2 separate regions of the Homo sapiens genome follow, and region 2 is linked to region 1. Evidence: read pairs that join two places in POLR2A ChIA-PET (ENCODE). Cell type or tissue: CD4-positive, alpha-beta T cell. All regions are shown on one strand. Each heading gives the region's core, and the rest is flanking DNA. Links, peaks and the distances in the headings are about the cores only.

Region 1 (8,341 bases), core at 138-8,137:
GTCTTTCCTGGGGAAACCAACCTCCTCTACCTGGTTATTCATTAGGAGTATACCAGTTAACGAGTCCCACCAATCAGCATTTTAGGGCCCAGCTCTTTCTTTTTTTATTTTTGGAGACAGGGTCTCACTCTGTTGCCCAAGCTGGAGTGTAGTGGCGCAGTCTCAGCTTACTACAGCTTCAACCTCCGGGGCTCAAGCAATCTGCCCACCTCAGCCTCCATGCGCCACCACATCCAGCTCATTTTTGTAATTTTTTGTACAGATGGGGTTGCCCAGGCTAGTCTTGAACTCCTGGGCTCAAGCAATCCACCTGCCTCGGCCTCCCAAAGTGCTGGGATTATAGGTGTGAGCCACTGTGCCTGGCCAGGGCCCAAGTCTTAAATGTGAAGATCACCAAGAAACATCAGACATTTTAAGAGAACTTCTAACATGAAAGACAGAGACCAAAATAAATAGAAGGAGCTCAGAAGAAACAGAGACAATGCTGGATGCAGAGGAAAAAAGAAAAGAAAGGGAAGGGAAGGGGAGGGGAGGGGAGGGGAGAGGAGGGGAGAGGAGGGGAGGGAAGGGAAGGGAAGGGAAGGGAAAGGGGAAAGAAGGAAGGAAGGAAGGAGAGAGGAGAGAGAGAGAGAGAGAGACAGAGAGAGAGAGAGACAGAGAGAGAGAGAGAGAAAGACAGCCTCTAATTAATATCCTTAGAGAGACTTAAAAGGCAGTATTAGCCAGACAATTGCTTGAAGCCAGGAGTTTGAGGCCAGCTTGGGCAACATAGCGAGATCTCATTTCTACAAAAAAATTTTAAATAATTTTTTAAAAAATCTGCTAGAAAGTGATTTGCAACCTAGAACTCTATACTCAAACTCTTAATCAAATGAAAAGTAGAATAAGACATTTTCAGATAAGCAAAGTCTCAAAAACATTTACCTCCCTTGTATCCTTTCTCAGGAAGCTAGGATATACCACAATGAAAAAATGGAGTACATCATGAAATACGACATCAGCTCTGGGAAACATGAAATCCAACAGGGAAGACAGGTGAGGGAATTTCCCCGTATGATAGTGAAGGGAAGTGCCAGGATGACAGCTTTACTAAAGGCTTTAAGAGCAACCCATCCAGAGTGAATAAGAGAAAGCTCCTGGGGGATGTCTCCAAATAGACTATTGAACTAAAAGATTATTTGATATGTTTCAACATACTGAGAGAGAAGTCTTAGAGTCCCATGAGAGAGTCTGAAGGTATGTACATAGATCAGTAAACAAGTGACAAAATATGGCAATTATTAATTCCAGGAAAAATTAAAAGTTGGTCCAAAAAGGAAATGTAATCATAGTATATTACATAGCTCACCTTTAAGCAATATTTATATAATCACAATAATCTGAACACTGAATATAACGGCAATAACGTGTGACTTTGGGAAGAAGGGGGAAGAGAAAGTGTGTACGTTAAGGGGGTAAGAATAAAAAAACTAAACCCTAATTTTCTGTAGTAGAATATCAACAGATAATGTTCAAAACCAAAAAAAAAAAAAAATCAAGAATCACTAGTAAAAGAGAAAGAAATATATTCTGGCTGTTTGTGTGTGCAGAAAAAAAAGAAACAGAAATGTGGCCCAGGTGTGGGGGCCCACACCTGCAATCCCAGCACTCTGGGAGGCCAAGGTAGGAGCATCATTTGAGGCCAGGAGTTTGAGACTAGCCTGGAGAACAAAACAAGACCCCCAACTCTACAAAAAGAAAAAAAAATTAGCCAGGCGCAGTGGTACACACCTATAGTCTAAGCTACTCAGGAAGCTGAGGTGGGAAGATCCCTTGAGCCCAGGAGTTCAAGGGTGCAGTGAGCCATGATCACACCACTGCACTCCAGCCTGGGTGGAAGAGTGAGACCCTGTCTCTTAAAAAAAAATAGTGGAAAATACAGATTATTTTTGTCATATGCCTTATAGTAATATTTTAACCTTTTAAAGTAAGAACATGTATAATTTTGATTTAATGTTATAGAAAGTTGGACTGGATTATGAAAGATCTTAAATGACAAGATGAGTTTGGATTTTATCCTATAGGTGAGCCCCTAAAAAAGTCATTTCTAGGCCGGGCGTGGTGGCGCGTGCCTGTAATCCCAGCTACTCGGGAGGCTGAGGCAGGAGAATCATTTGAACCAGGGAGTTGGTGGTTGCAGTGAGCCGAGCATGCCACGGCACTCCAGCCTGGTGACAGAGTGAGACTCTGTCTCAAATTAAAAAAAAAAAAAAGTCATTTCACCCCCCACCAAAACACACACACACACACACACACACACACACACAGAGAGAGAGAGAGAGAGAGAGAGAGAGAGAGAGAGAGAGAGAGATGTTCAGAATCCCAGCCCCCACATGGATTCCCTTAACATTCTGGAATCTGGTTAATTGGGTTTCAGATATTTCTCCCTTATCCACTCCTCTACCTCATGATTAAAGGCCTTTAGCTCATAACCAAAGGGAGAGAGGACCTGTATATATTATGTGGCAGGTACGAGTCTTGGGCTCAGACTCATCTGACAACGAGTCAGGTGGTGACTTCTGAAACAGCATCACCACAGATTACCCTCAGGGGGCTCCCAAATCAAATACACCCTAGGGAACTTTCTTCCCTGGGTCCTTCAGCACTTCAGGTTAAAAATCTCTTCTAATGATTTGTTATTTCATGAAGAGATACAGGGAGATGGCTGCTAGCAGGGAGGAGGAATATTGCTAACTAAGCCCCCGGAAAGTCCAGCACCCTTCTCTAAGAAGTAAGTTATCTGACTCATTTCCTTCTTATCCTACTCCAAAGATCTGTTTACATCCTACAGTGTACCTAGTAATATTGTCTAAAAACAAAACTCATGATCAGCCAGAAGAACGTAACAATTAAAGACTGTGTCAAGAAATAAATAAAGCTTTCCTTCCTCCCTTTCAAATTATAGTTGTTGTTTTTTAACTTTTCCTTCTTGCTTCTGATATATCTTGGGTTTATTTAAAAAAAAAATTTTTTTTTTTAAAGAAACTGGGCCTCTATGCTGTCCAGGCTGGAGTACAGTGACTACACAGGCACAATCATGGCACTATTCTATAGCCTTGAACTCCTGGGCTCAAGCAATCCTCCTGCCTTAGCCTCCCGAGTAGCTAGAACTACAGGTGTGAGCTACCATGCCCAGCTCTTCTGATATATCTTTTTCTTTTCTTTTTCCTTTTTTGTTTTTTTTTTTTTTGAGACGGAGTCTCGCTCTGTCGCCCAGGCTGGAGTGCAGTGGTGCCATGTCGGCTCACTGCAAGCTCCACCTCCCAGGTACATGCCATTCTCCTGCCTCAGCCTCCCGTGTAGCTGGGACTACAGGCACCCGCCACCACGCCCAGCTAATTTTTTTGTATTTTTAGTAGAGATGGGGTTTCACCGTGTTAGCCAGGATGGTCTCGATCTCCTGACCTCGTGATCCACCTGCCTCGGCCTCCCAAAGTGCTGGGATTACAGGCGTGTGCCACCACGCCCAGCACCAGCCCTGATACATCTTAAAGAGAGGTAGTATCTTCTACTTTTTTGGTGGTGTCCTATGCAGCCTAAAAGTCCCTTTTTCCAGGCCATCTTCAGATGAACGAGTTATAAGCACAAAGGCAGCAATTGATATTGCTAAGCCATCTCTCCTAAGACCTTCCTTGAGAGGCCTGAAACCTGAGGCAGAATATTATCAATGCTAGCCTCTCTTTTATCTTTGTGTAAATGGCTAATTTAGCCTCCAACCTCATAATCACACAGACTCTGGTAGGTGCATGATGATGACCAGGAGCACTCTTTCACAATCTTAATATAAATAACAGCCTGAATAACCTAACCAACTTTACTGCTTTGCGATATGAAAAGATACTAAGACTTATCCTGACTGAAACTCTCCATCCCGCCACCACACTCCGCCTCACCTTATCAGCTTCAACCATACAACACCATTGGAGGGCCCTCTACTCAAAGAAGAAAAACACCACCACCACAAGACTTAACTGGGCTTTGAGCAAAGATCTAGCTCTTGCCAAAATACTAGATGGAACTAGGGTACTTTTGGCAATAAGGTAAAAAATTCTGAGATCTGACCTTCTGATGTCAAGGCAAGTTCCCCTCTCTAAATATGTCAGAGGAAATGTCATGCCTTCAAACCAGCCAGTATGACCATGTGAGGCTCATTTCCAAGACACAGACCCTGCTAGCTATAGAACTGAGGCACACAGTGCAGGAACCCACACACGCCGCCCTGCATGAAAAAGAAGTCCATGACTAGCACAGGATGTTGTGAGCCATCTCACCCAGATACAAACACAGTATACCCAAGACATGCATAGACTCAACCATATGCTCTGAGGGCACATGAACAGCACTGCCCACACCAGGGCTCATGAAATAGGAACTAAAAAACAGGTGATGTTTCCTGTGATTTATGCTGGTCAATCATTCTGACTGCCCAGGCAGCCACACCATTTAATATCTTCCAGCAGCTCAATCAAGGTTCCTGTCTCCACCTGCTCCTGTGACATCATCCTGTCATTATATGTTCTTTGAAATTCCTTTGATGAAAAATGAGTCACTTCTTCCTGCCAACACAGGCCTGAGCCTCTTCCACACATGTCATTCTTTGGTAATCCTGTGGGGGCAGGGTGCCACCCAGAGGTTTCTGCAGCTACTCTCGCTATACCTCCCAAGAAAGAAGGCCTCAGAGCAAGATCAAACATAGCCTGGGGAAAAATGGGCAAATGATGAAAGAAGTGAGGATCTTGGTGGAGCTGGGTATGGGGCTGGGAAACTGCCTACTCCAGTGTGACACACAGTTTAAAGGATGAAGTAAGAACTAAGGTAGGGCACAGTCCCACTTAAAACTTGGAAATGCTTCAACTTCAGAGTGCTCACCTTAAAAGTTCGCTTCCTGATATAAAGTGCCATCATGTATTCTCCTGCAAAAAAATGATTGCAAACCTGTTTCTCACCTTGAAGATTTGGGGCAACAGTAACTTGCCTGCTCAAGACAGTGACAGTTCTGAAGCAAAATATTCAAGACAACTTCAAGATTCTCAGTGGCAGCAATAAGGGGCCCAATACAAACAGACAAATACTATTCATACCTACAAATCAGCCTAATATTTTTATAACAGCTTCACTGAGATTTGGTTAACATAAATTCACCCTTTTTAGGTAAACAATTCAATGGATATTTAAGTATCAGTATGTTCACAGAGTTGTTCAACCATCACCATTATCTAACTTTAGAACATTCCATCACCCCCTGAAGAAACCCTATATCAATTAGCAGTCACTTCCCATTCGCCCCTCCTCAACCCCTAGCAACCACTAATCTACTTATGGTCTCTATGGATTTGCCTATTATGTATAAATGGTATAAATGGAATCATACAAGCCTTTTGTGTCTGGCTTCTTTCACTTAGTCTAATGTTCTCAAGGTTGATCCATGTTAGCATCAATCAGTACTTCATTCCTTTTCACTGACAAATAATATTCTGTTGTATGGATATGCCACAGTGTGTTTATCCATTCATCAGTTGATAGATGTTTCAGCTGTTTCTGCTTTGGGGCTACTATGAATAATGCTGCTATGAACATTTATGTACGAGTTTTCTATGAATATATGTTTTCTATATTCTATGAATATAATATTTCTTTTGGATATATACTTTGGAATTGCTGGGTCATGTGGCAACTCTACTTTTTGAAGAACCACCAAACTGTTTTCTAAAGCAGGTGCACCATTTTATATTCCCACCAGCAATGTTGGGGGTGTTCCAATTTCTCCACATCCTCACTCTCTTTTTTATTAAAGCCATTCTAGTGGGTATGAAGTGGTATCTCATTGTGATCTTGATTAGCATTTCCATAATAACTAATGATGTTAAGCATCTAAGCATCTTTTCATGTGCTTATTAGCCATTTGTATATCTTCTTTGAAGAAATGGCTATATAAATCCTTTGCCCATTTTTTTATTGGGTTTTCTTTTTACTGTTGAGTTCAAAGAATTCTTTATATATTTTGGATATAAGTCCCTTATTAGATATATGATTTGCAAATATTTTCTCCCATTCTGTGAGGTGTCTTCATTTTCTAGGTAGTGTCCTTTGAAGCACAAAGGTTTTACATTTTGATCAAGTATAATTTCTCTATTTTTTTCTTTTTTGTGTATACTTTCAGTGTTAGCTACAAGAAACCACTACCTAATCCAAGGTCACAAAGATTTACCCCTAAGTTTTCTTCTAATAGTTTTGTAATTTTAGCTCTTATATGTAGGTCTATGTTCCACTTTGAGTTAAGTTTTATATGTTGTGTGAGGTCAGGGTTTAAATTCTTTTTTTTTTTTTTTTTAAGGTGGAGTCTTGCTCTGTTGCCCAGGCTGGAGTGCAATGGCGTCATCTCAGCTCACTGCAACCTCTGCCTCCCGGGTTCAAGCGATTCTCCTGCCTCAGCCTCCCGAGTAGCTGGGATTACAGGTGCCCGCCACCACATCCAGCTAATTTTTGTATTTTTAGTAGAAATGGGGTTTCACAATGTTGGCCAGGCTGGTCTCGAACTCCTGATCTCGTGATCCACCTACCTCTGCCTGCTAAAGTGCTGGGATTATGGGCGTGAGCCACAACGCCTGGCCAATTTCATTCTTTTGTATATGGATATCCAGTTGTCCCAGTATAATTTGTTGAAAAGACAATTCTTTCTACATTGAATTGTCTTGGCACCTTTATCACAAATCAATTTACCATAAATGTAAGGGTTTATTTTTAGACTCTCAATTCTATTCCATTGATCTATATGTCTATCCCTATGCCAGTACCATCCTGTCTTAATTACTGTAGCTTTGTAGTAAGTTTTCAAATCTGGAAGTGTGAGTCCTCCAATTTTGTTCTTTTTCAAGATTGTTTTGACTATTCTGGGTCCCTTGCATTTTCACATGAATTTCAGGAGCAGCTTGCCAATTTCTGGAAGAAGAGGAGGAGGAGGAAGAGGAAGACGAAGAATAAGAGGAAGAGGAGGAGGAGGAGAAGAAAGAAGAAGAAAAAACCCCACTGGGATTCTGACAGGGATTGCATTGAATCTATAGATCAGTTTGGGGAGTGCTGCCATCTTAACAATATTAAGTCTTCCAATGCATGAACGTATAAAGTAAAAGGCAATGTGAGCCACTCTTTACTAATACTCGGAAACTAAAATACTCAAATTTCCCTATGCTCTATCAAATATTTAGCACACTGGAGACCCCTGATTTGGAGGATCCCCCCAAAATAAGTAATATGCTAAAAAGATACTGATTACTGGCCCAGCGCAGTGGCTCACGCCTATAATCCCAGCACTTTGGAAGGCCAAGGCGGGTGTACCGCTTGAGGCCAGGAGTTCGAAGCCAGCCTGGACAACGTGGCAAAATCCCATCTCTACTAAAAATACAAAAATATTAGCTGGGCATGGTAGCACGCGCCTGTAGTCCCAGCTGCTCAGGAGGCTGTGGCACAAGAATCACTTGAACCCGGGAGGCAGAGGCTGCAGTGAACAGAGATGGGCTACTGTAGTCGAGCCTGGGCAACAGAGCCAGACCCTGTCTCAAAAAAAAAGATATTGATTAAAAAGTAACAGAGTGTCTTTTGTACTGCAAAGCAACAATTTTCAACAAGTTCCCAAAACAGCTGAACACCCTGAGACCTAAGAAAAAGAGACTTAGCCAACCATAGCCAGGGATGAGAGGAACAGCAAAGGCCCTGAGATCCGTCAGGCCCCACTGACCTTGGCTCATTCTACCTTAGTAAAAGGAAGAAGGATAGAATAATCATAATCCATTTCTCTATCACAAATGCGTCAAATATGTAAAAAAGTATCAAAAGAAGAAAGTACATCTTCTTTGTGTGTGTGCGTGTGAGGTGGAGTATCGCTCTGTTGCCCAGGCTGGAGTCTAGTGGCGCAATCTCGGCTCACTGAAACCTCTGCCTCCCAGATTCAAGCGATTCTCCTGTCTCAGCCTCCCCGGTAGCTGGAATTACAGGCATGAGCCACCACGCCCTGCTAATTTTTGTATTTTTAGTAGAGATGGGGTTTCACCATGTTGGCCAGGCTGGCCTTGAACTCCTGACCCCAAGTGATCCACCTGCCTCAGCCTCCCAAAGTGCTGGGATTACAGATACGAGCCACCATGCCTGGCCTATATCTCCTTTTATATCAATTGGCCACAACTCATCCCTAAGAAAAATAAATCTTTGCATTAGTACCAGAGTAGGGAACCAGAAATTTTATTAAAAATAGGCTTGTATCTTGCAATCTGGTTGAAAGAGGAAAAGCCATCATAATAAGTCTTCA
Region 2 (8,341 bases), core at 200-8,199, 110 kb before region 1:
GAGCAATGCCATTTGGGACCAACCAGCCCCCAGCCTGTCTGCAGCCATGAGTAAGACAGGCAAGATAAGATGAACCACTTAGCTGAGCCCTGCCCAAACTGCTCACCTACTGAATCATGAGCTATCTAAATGACTATTGTTTTAAGCAACTAAATTTTAAGGTGGTGGTTTATACAACAAAAGCACACTAACGCAGATGTGTTTGTAACCTCACCTTTAACATACATATGTACACACACACACAAACACAGAAATCCATCACACCTGAAAATAAGCAGTATTCTCTTTCACATGCTGCTCAACACACAGGCACAGCTGCTTCATCCACTGCAACTGGGACTGGACAGCAGCACTGTAAGCCTGCAATAAACAAGCACACAGACAGAAGGGCTTGAGTTTAACAGACTCAATATATATGCGCAATACTATTTTCCAAGTACAACTCTGCTAATGATAGAGAAGCCAACAGAAAAGATGTGGAGATACTTGACTGGCATCTGCTCAATGCTTCCCACGAGTAAGAGGTGTTCCTTTAATCCAAAATGGTTTTGTTAGAGGGGGTTACATAGAAAAGGTCTCTTCCACACTCAGTTGTAAGTAAATGATCTAGGCAGCAAAACCCAGGCATAAATAAATTCCTCTGGAATTCTTCCACTGTTTCTCTTCTTTTGGCAAAGGCACCACACCAACAAGAGTCAAGTCAGGATCTGTCTGGATAGTTATTTGAAGAAATATGGTCCAAGTCACTTTTCCTCTGAAAGCTGTGAGCCAATGCCCCTTCTATTGTTTCTCTTAGTAGTTTCCTTAGACTAACAAAAATGTTTGCAGGCTTTTGAGGGACATAGGAACAGTCAGGAATGAAAAGAGAGAAGACCCAAGACAAATGTTCCCTGACACTTCCTCCAAGTCTTTCAGTGGAACAAAGTCTCTAATTTGAATACTTTTATAACAACAACCTCTCAGCATTTGACCTTCACACATTCTCAAGTCACACACCTCCACTGTCTGCTTGGCTGGGTGGTTCTCAAGTGAAAGTAGTTCTGCTGTATCTTGTAGAGAACGAAACACATCCTGTTTCTCCTCCAGTTCCATTGTCAACTCCTGAAAATGGAATTCAATTTTACAGCATAAGCACTCTTGGCAGTGGGGAGCGGATAGCATAAATAAAAGCTGTGTTCCCTATTTTAAAGGAACCTACAATATAGAATTGGTGGCAAAATGAGATGTATAAACAGTGCATGCCAGAGGATTGCAGAGAAGGGCACAAACACTGGAATTATTGGAAAATGATTCACAAAGGACATGGGACCTGACCCAGATGTGAGTAAAATGGGGGAACACAGAATAAGCATTGGACCAGAGACAAGAGATAACTTGGCTGGAGTGGACAGTTCCTGCACGTCAGTACCCACACCAGTACATGACACACCAGGACATGGGTATCAATGACTGGTTGGCTTTGCTTAGACTATTCAGCCTACAATGTCCTCCACTGACTCTAAATTCTATTAACTGCAGGACTCAATTTAAATAGCTCTTCTGTGAAGCTGGATACTGATCCTTACTATGCTTTCAGAGCACTTTCTTTATATCTCTGTTATAGCCTAATTTCAGTTCTCACACAGCCTGTTTATTGTATTATAGTATCCAATCTTCCTTCTTTAATTCAGTAGAATCATATGCCATTCTCCAATCAGAAGAAGCCTATATTTTTTAAGAACCCTAAATCAATAGAATTAAACTGTCTAAAGTGCATGTTAAAAACAAAAACAAGAAACTCCCTATTTGCATAGTTTACAAAATCTTTAAAAATCTTCTGAGTGTGAAAATACTAAAAGTAGCAAAAACTAATCCTAACTTGTCTACATCTTTCATTGAAAAGAATAAAAAGCAGTGTCCTATTGTCCAATGTTAAATTTCCCTTCCCATTTTTACAAACGAAGAGATTGAAACAAAAAAGTTAATAAATGAATTAAGGAGAATTCAGAAATTTGTGGAAAGTCCAGAGTATATCCCAGTTGAACAATACTAGACTAAATGCTTTGTCTAGATTAGCTTATTAAATCTTAATCTTTTATGCAACCGTTGGGGAATACGTGCTATTAGGGGAGGGGGTAGCTTTGAAGTGGTGCTATTATCTCATTTTATGGAGGTCCAGAGAGATTAAATGACTTCCCAAGGTTATAGAGCTAGTTAGTAGAAGAATAAGAATTTGAACTTAGGCACTCCAAAGCCTATAATCTTAACCACAATGCTGTATTGCTTCTGAAATGACTCAATTTACAGGTTGCTGCTCTATTCACCCAAGACACTGCCTTTCTAAATGCATTCTAGATAAATTAACTCTAGGGTTCTACTGTCCCTCTCTCCATTTACACTTCTCACATGCATGGATGCATTGAGTAGGGCCCCTATTTCTATCTAGCAGAGTGCAACTCCAGCCACCCAAGCTTTCAGCAGACTAGGCCCTGTCTCCTTCTGCTGCTGTTAAATAAGTATGACAGGCCTGCTACTGTGCTAGACTCACAGAGAAGTAATTTCTCTTGGCTGAGATATTGGAATTGTTGTCACTCCAGTCATATGCTAGTTCCTCCTCCTCCTTCTCATTCAACCAGATCAACTCAGCTGTAGCTCTGGAAACAAATTTATGCAGGCTCTGAAGGTGCCTCATCCGGAAGCTAGAAGTTTCCTAGACAAAGCAAGGATTATAAGATTAGACTGGCAGCCTTTGTATCTGTAGAAGATAGCACATTTGACATCAAAGGAGAGAATAACTCAGGAAATTAATTTGCTCTTAATCTCTGGATTTTTCCCCATGGATTCAAGTTTTGTACAAGTTTGATATAAGACTCCCAGAACTCTTTTCAATCCTAAGTAGAAAACAGAATTCATAAGGCCTTTGTGGTGCTCCTTGGATAAAGAATGGTCCTGGGCTGTCCTACTCTGGACAATCTTGATAAACAGGGATGAAAAACAACAGATCAGAGGGAAAGTCCCCTCTCTACAAATCTCAAACTTTTAGTTTTGGTGTCTCAAAGCACATATAGCCACACGTTTGTTGAAGCACAATACCTAGGATAGGTTCTATTTATTTAAAACGTTCAAGAACAGTAGTTTCTGACCCATTTAGAAAATTGGGAAAATGTTATAATAGATATGAATAAGTGCATAGTAAATGATATAACCTAATAAGCAGAAAACCAAAACAGGGCCAAACCAGGAGATTTCTGAATTACGGAAGAGAGTTGATTGGGGGGAACCAGACTCTATGAGCAGAATGTAAGAGAATCGGCAGAAACTCACCTTCAATTTACAATACTGTGTCTCCAGCTTTCCAAGAGTTTCAGCATAGCTGGTATGGAAATTCTGGGACATCTTTCCCTGATTAAAAAAGAATGAAATAAAAATACATTAGAGAAAGAGTAAGTAAACTACGTGTTATGGTTGCAACTATGCAAATATTATGTCTAGATAGAGATATGGATTGGTTGCTCTAAGAAAACAGAAGCTTAGACAACAAATTTCTGAGTCATATTTTATAACTTGGAGCAGCACTAAGTGAGCAACAGTTGAGCAGGGTAATTACAAACAACAGACCTCACTATCCTGTGTTTCCAGCAATTCTGGTAGGCTTCTAAGCAAAACCAATGCCTGATTCCCACTCAACTGCTTTTTTGAAGGGAAGAGTTGAAATATAAACTGGGAAGATAGAACAGTGACTGAAGGAGAGAGGAAACTGTGTGAATAGTTTCTCTAAACCAGCGCTCAACTGCAGGCAGATGGGGAAGTAAAAAGTGCCTGAATTTATAGAGGCAGAGGGCCTGAGTTTGGATGCTGCATCCACTACTTACTAATTCTGACCTCAGCTTCCAGTATCACTTTTCATTTTAGTAAAAAGGGGTTAATAAAAATACTTTTCTCACAAGTTTATTTCAAAGATTAACAGATACACTTCATGTGAAAAGGGAATTTGTCATAAACCGCTCTTCATCATCATTATTCTTTTCCAGAGCACCCTCCTCCTTCAATACAGCTTTATTGTGTGTACTGTCCTTTCATCCGTTCCAACCACGTCCCTCCTGTAATGTGGATTCTGAAGGCTACGCACCTCATACAACCTGGCCTCCTTGACACTTGAGCCCAGCTCTTCTACACTCGTATGGATGTGCTGCTGTGTTTCTAGCTGCAACTCCACACTAGGCAGGTCATTGCCCCACTCTGCTCGCTCCAGTTTCATCTGAAAAAGAAAAAATATATATATGACATAATTTACTGCTGGCTTGGTAGGAAAATGGTCAGAACCAATGTTAGGACAAGGAACCAAGGGGTAGAGGACTGAGCAAAAGGACATCCAGGCCATCTCCTTCAATCTACAGCCTCTTACACAAAAATTACGCCATCATCACCGCTAAGAAGCAGGAGAACAGAGCCCACCAATTATACAACAGAGCAGCCTTTTGCTGCTGCATTATTAGTATACATTCCTGGAGTAATCAACCAAAAGGGAAAGGGAACTTCACAGGCTTAAAATGCTTAACTTTACAGTTTAGGCATTTCTCTTTATGGAGTCTTTTCATTTCACAATCATAACTGATATAACAAAGAAGTATCTGAAAATATTTAGCTTCATTTCATGACATCAACTACTGGCCAATGGAAGATAATTTTAAAACAGGTTACTTTGGGATATTTTTATTTATTGTTACATGGGGAATATATTATGCAGACATAGGAAGAATTTAATATAAAACAAAAGGGTTAGAAAGATAAGGGCAATATCAAATTTGAACCACTATCATTGAACACATGTAAATAGTGCCCCTTGGAACTGCGGAATACAGTAGCCTTGCTTAAACTTAAGAGTTACGATTGCCAGGCGCAGTGGCTCACGCCTGTAATCCCAGCACTTTGGGGGGCTGAGGCAGGTGGATCACCTGAGGTCAGGAGTTCGAGACCAGCCTGGCCAACATGGTGAAACCCCATCTCTACTAAAAATACAAAAATCAGCCAGGCATGGTGGTGGGCGCCTGTAATCCCAGCTACTTGAGAGGCTGAGGCAGGAGAATTGCTTGGCTTGAACCCAGGAGTCAGAGGTTGCAGTGACTGGAGATCACGCCACTGCACTCCAGCCTGGGTGACGGAGTGAGACTCTGTCTCAAAAAAAAAAGTTGAGACTGGGCATAATGGCTCACTCCTGTAATCCCAGCACTTTGGGAGGCCAAGGTGGGCGGATCACCTGAGGTCAGGAGTTCAAGACCAGCCTGGCTAACATGGTGAAACCCCATTTCTACTAAAAAAAAAAATACAAAAAATTAGCTGGGCGTGGTGGCGCACGCCTGTAATCTCAGCTACTAGGGAGGCTGAGACAGGAGAATCGCTTGAACACGGGAGGCAGAGGTTGCAGTGAGCCGAGATCGTGCCATTGCACTCCAGTTTGGGCAACAAGAGTGAAACTCCATCTCAAAAAAAAAAAAAAAAAAAGTTACATCAACAATGAAAAACGAAGAATAAACTCCTCTGTCAATGAGAGAATAAAAAAAAAAAAAAAACAGATTTACCCTATAAAAAATACAAGACATTCTTCACAGAAATAAAAAAAAAATTCTAAAATTTATATGGAACCACAAAAGACCCAAAATAACCAAAGCTATCCTGAGCAAAAAGAACAAAACTGGAGGAATCACATTACCTGACTTCAAATTATACTGCAGAGCTATAGTAACCAAATAGCATAGTACTAGCCTAGAAATGGACACATAGACCAATGGAACAGAATAGAGAACCCAGAAACAAATCCATACACCTACAATGAACTCATTTTCAACAAATGTGCCAAGAACATACACTGGGGTAAGGACAGTCTCTTCAATTAATGGTGCTGGGAAAACTGGATATCTGTATGTAGAAGAATGAAACTTGATCCCTGTCCCTTGTCATCATACACAAAAATCAAATCAAAATGGATAAACACCTTAAACTATGAAACTACTACAAGAAAACACCAGAAATACTTTCCAAGACACTAGTCTAGGAAAAAGTTTCTTGAATAATACCACACCAACATAGGCAACCAAAGCTAAAATGAACAAATGGGATTACATCAAGTTAACAAGCTTCTGCACAGTGAATCAACAAAGGAAAGGGACAGGCCAGGTGTGGTGGCTCACGCCTGTAATCCCAGCACTTTGGGAGGCCGAGACGGGTGGATCACCTGAGGTCAGGAGTTCGAGACCAGCCTGGCCAATGTGGTGAACCCCATCTCTACTAAAAATACAAAATTAGCTGGGCATGGTGGCGCGTGCCTGTAGTCCCAGCTACTTGGGAGGCTGAGGCATGAGAATTGCTTAGAATCCAAAGGTTGCAGTGAGCCGAGATTGCGCCATTGCACTCCAGCCTGGGAGACAGAACAAGACTCTGTCTCAAAAAAAAAAAAAAAAAAAAAAAAAAAAAAAAGGACAACCCACAGAATGGGAGAAAATGTTTGCAAACTACTTATCTGACAAGGGATTAATAACTGGAATATATAAGGAGCTCAAACAACTCTACTGGAAAAAAACTAATAATCTAATTAAAAATGAGTAAAAGATTTGAATAGATATTTCTCAAAAGAAGACATACAAATGGCAAACAGGCACGTGAAAAGGTGCTCAACGTCACTAATTATCAGAGAAATGCAACTCAAAACTACAATGTGATATCATCTCACCCCAGTTAAAATGGCTTTTATCCAAAAGACAGGCAATATACAAATGCTGGTGAGGATATGGAGAAAACGGAAGCCTCGTATGCTGTTGGTGGGAATGTAAATTAGTACAACCACTATGGAGAACAGTTTGGAGGTTCCTCAAATCACTAACAATAGAGCTACTGTATGATCCAGCAATCCCACTGCTGGGTATATACTCAAAAGAAAGGAAATCAGTGTATCAAAGAGATCTGCATTCCCACATTTGTTGCACCACTATTCACAATAGCCAGAATTTGGAAGCAACCTAAGTGTCCATCACAGATGAATGGAGAAAGAAAATGTGGTACTTAAACACAATGGAGTACTATTCAACCATAAAAAAGAATGAGAACCTGTCATTTGCAACAATATGGATGGAACTAGAGGTTATTATGTTAAGTGAAATATGCTAGGCACAGAAAGACAAACAATGCATGTTCTCACTTAGCTGTGGGATGTATAAATCAAAACAGGCTGGGAAGAGTATTACGGGATCAGAGGGAGGTGGGGATGATTCATGGGTACAAAAAAATAAAGAATGAATAATACCTAGCATCTGATAGAACAACAGGATGACTATAGTCAAAATAATTTAGTTGTACATTTTTTTGTTTAATGTTTTATTTTTGAGATGGGGTATTGCTCTGTTGCCCAGGCTGGAGCGCAGTGGTGCGATCTTGGCTCACTTGCAACCTCTGCCTCCCAAGCTCAAGTGATCCTCCCACCTCAGCCTCCCAAGTAGCTGGGACCACCGGTGCGCGCCATCATTCCCGGTTAGTTTTCCATACAGATGGGATTTCGCATGTTGCCCAGACTGGTCTTGAACTCCTGGACTCACACAATCCGCCCACCTCGGCCTCCCAAAGTGCTAGGATTACAGGTGTGAGCTACCACGCCCAGCCTGTACTTTTTTTTTTTTTTTTAGATGGAGTCTCACTCTATCTCCCAGGCTGGAGTGCAGTGGCACAATCTCAGCTCACTGCAAGCTTCACTTCCCTGGTTCACGCCATTCTCCTGCCTCAGCCTCCCAAGTAGCTGGGACTACAGGCGCCCACCACCACACCTGGCTAGTTTTTTGTATTTTTAGTAGAGACGGGGTTTCACCATGTTAGCCAGGATGGTCTCGATCTCCTGAGCTTGTGATCCACCCGCCTAGGCCTCCCAAAGTGCTGGGAATACAGGCGTGAGCCACTGCACCCGGCACCCAGCCTATACATTTTTAAATAACTAAAAGAGTATAACTGGATTGTCTGTAACACAAAGGATAAATTTCCTGAGATGACGGATACCTCATTTTCCATGATGTGATTATTATGCATTACATGCCTGTATCAAAATATCTCATGTATCGTATAAATATATGTACCTTCTATGTACCCACAAAAAATTTTTTTAATTAAAAAAAAAGGTAACAGATGTAAAGACATTGCAATTTTCACCAAGCTCTCACTCAGAGTACAGTTAGCTGAGGGAAAAGATTCCAAAGGGTTTCAAATGAGAAAACTGTATGCTATTCAGTACGGGACTGTGAGAATTTGTGCCAACCTCATCCATGCAAGATTTAAGGAGAAGGGGGCTTGGGTCTCAGGCAGCATCAATAATTAAGAAAGTCAA

Evidence for each region. Peaks named below come from ENCODE experiments on the same cell type or tissue, not always from the same donor. Only the 100,000 strongest peaks of a DNase experiment are listed, where the experiment ranks them.
Region 2: POLR2A ChIA-PET joins it to region 1 with 5 read pairs; 5 of 35 experiments call an interaction of 5 or more read pairs at or near these places.

The regions. Positions count from the first base shown.
Region 1 is chr1:39,180,180-39,188,520 of GRCh38, reverse strand. It overlaps a transcript of MACF1 not described here. Among named protein-coding and RNA genes, the nearest start is that of MACF1, 20 kb to the left of the region's middle. RefSeq lists enhancers at 3,912-4,425, 4,402-4,671, 4,426-4,940, 4,181-5,380. In CD4-positive, alpha-beta T cell, for the core only: CTCF peaks have their summits at 4,442 and 4,641 (motif pointing left); DNase peaks (open chromatin) are centred at 2,650, 4,280 and 4,630; H3K27ac peaks cover 2,182 bases.
Region 2 is chr1:39,287,806-39,296,146 of GRCh38, reverse strand. It overlaps MACF1 (microtubule actin crosslinking factor 1), which reads right to left. Exons shown (of 101, transcript NM_001394062.1): 16 at 4,109-4,237; 17 at 3,304-3,381; 18 at 2,528-2,689; 19 at 997-1,101; 20 at 265-360. Among named protein-coding and RNA genes, the nearest start is that of MACF1, 87 kb to the right of the region's middle. In CD4-positive, alpha-beta T cell, for the core only: no CTCF peak of the experiment used is centred there; no DNase peak of the experiment used is centred there.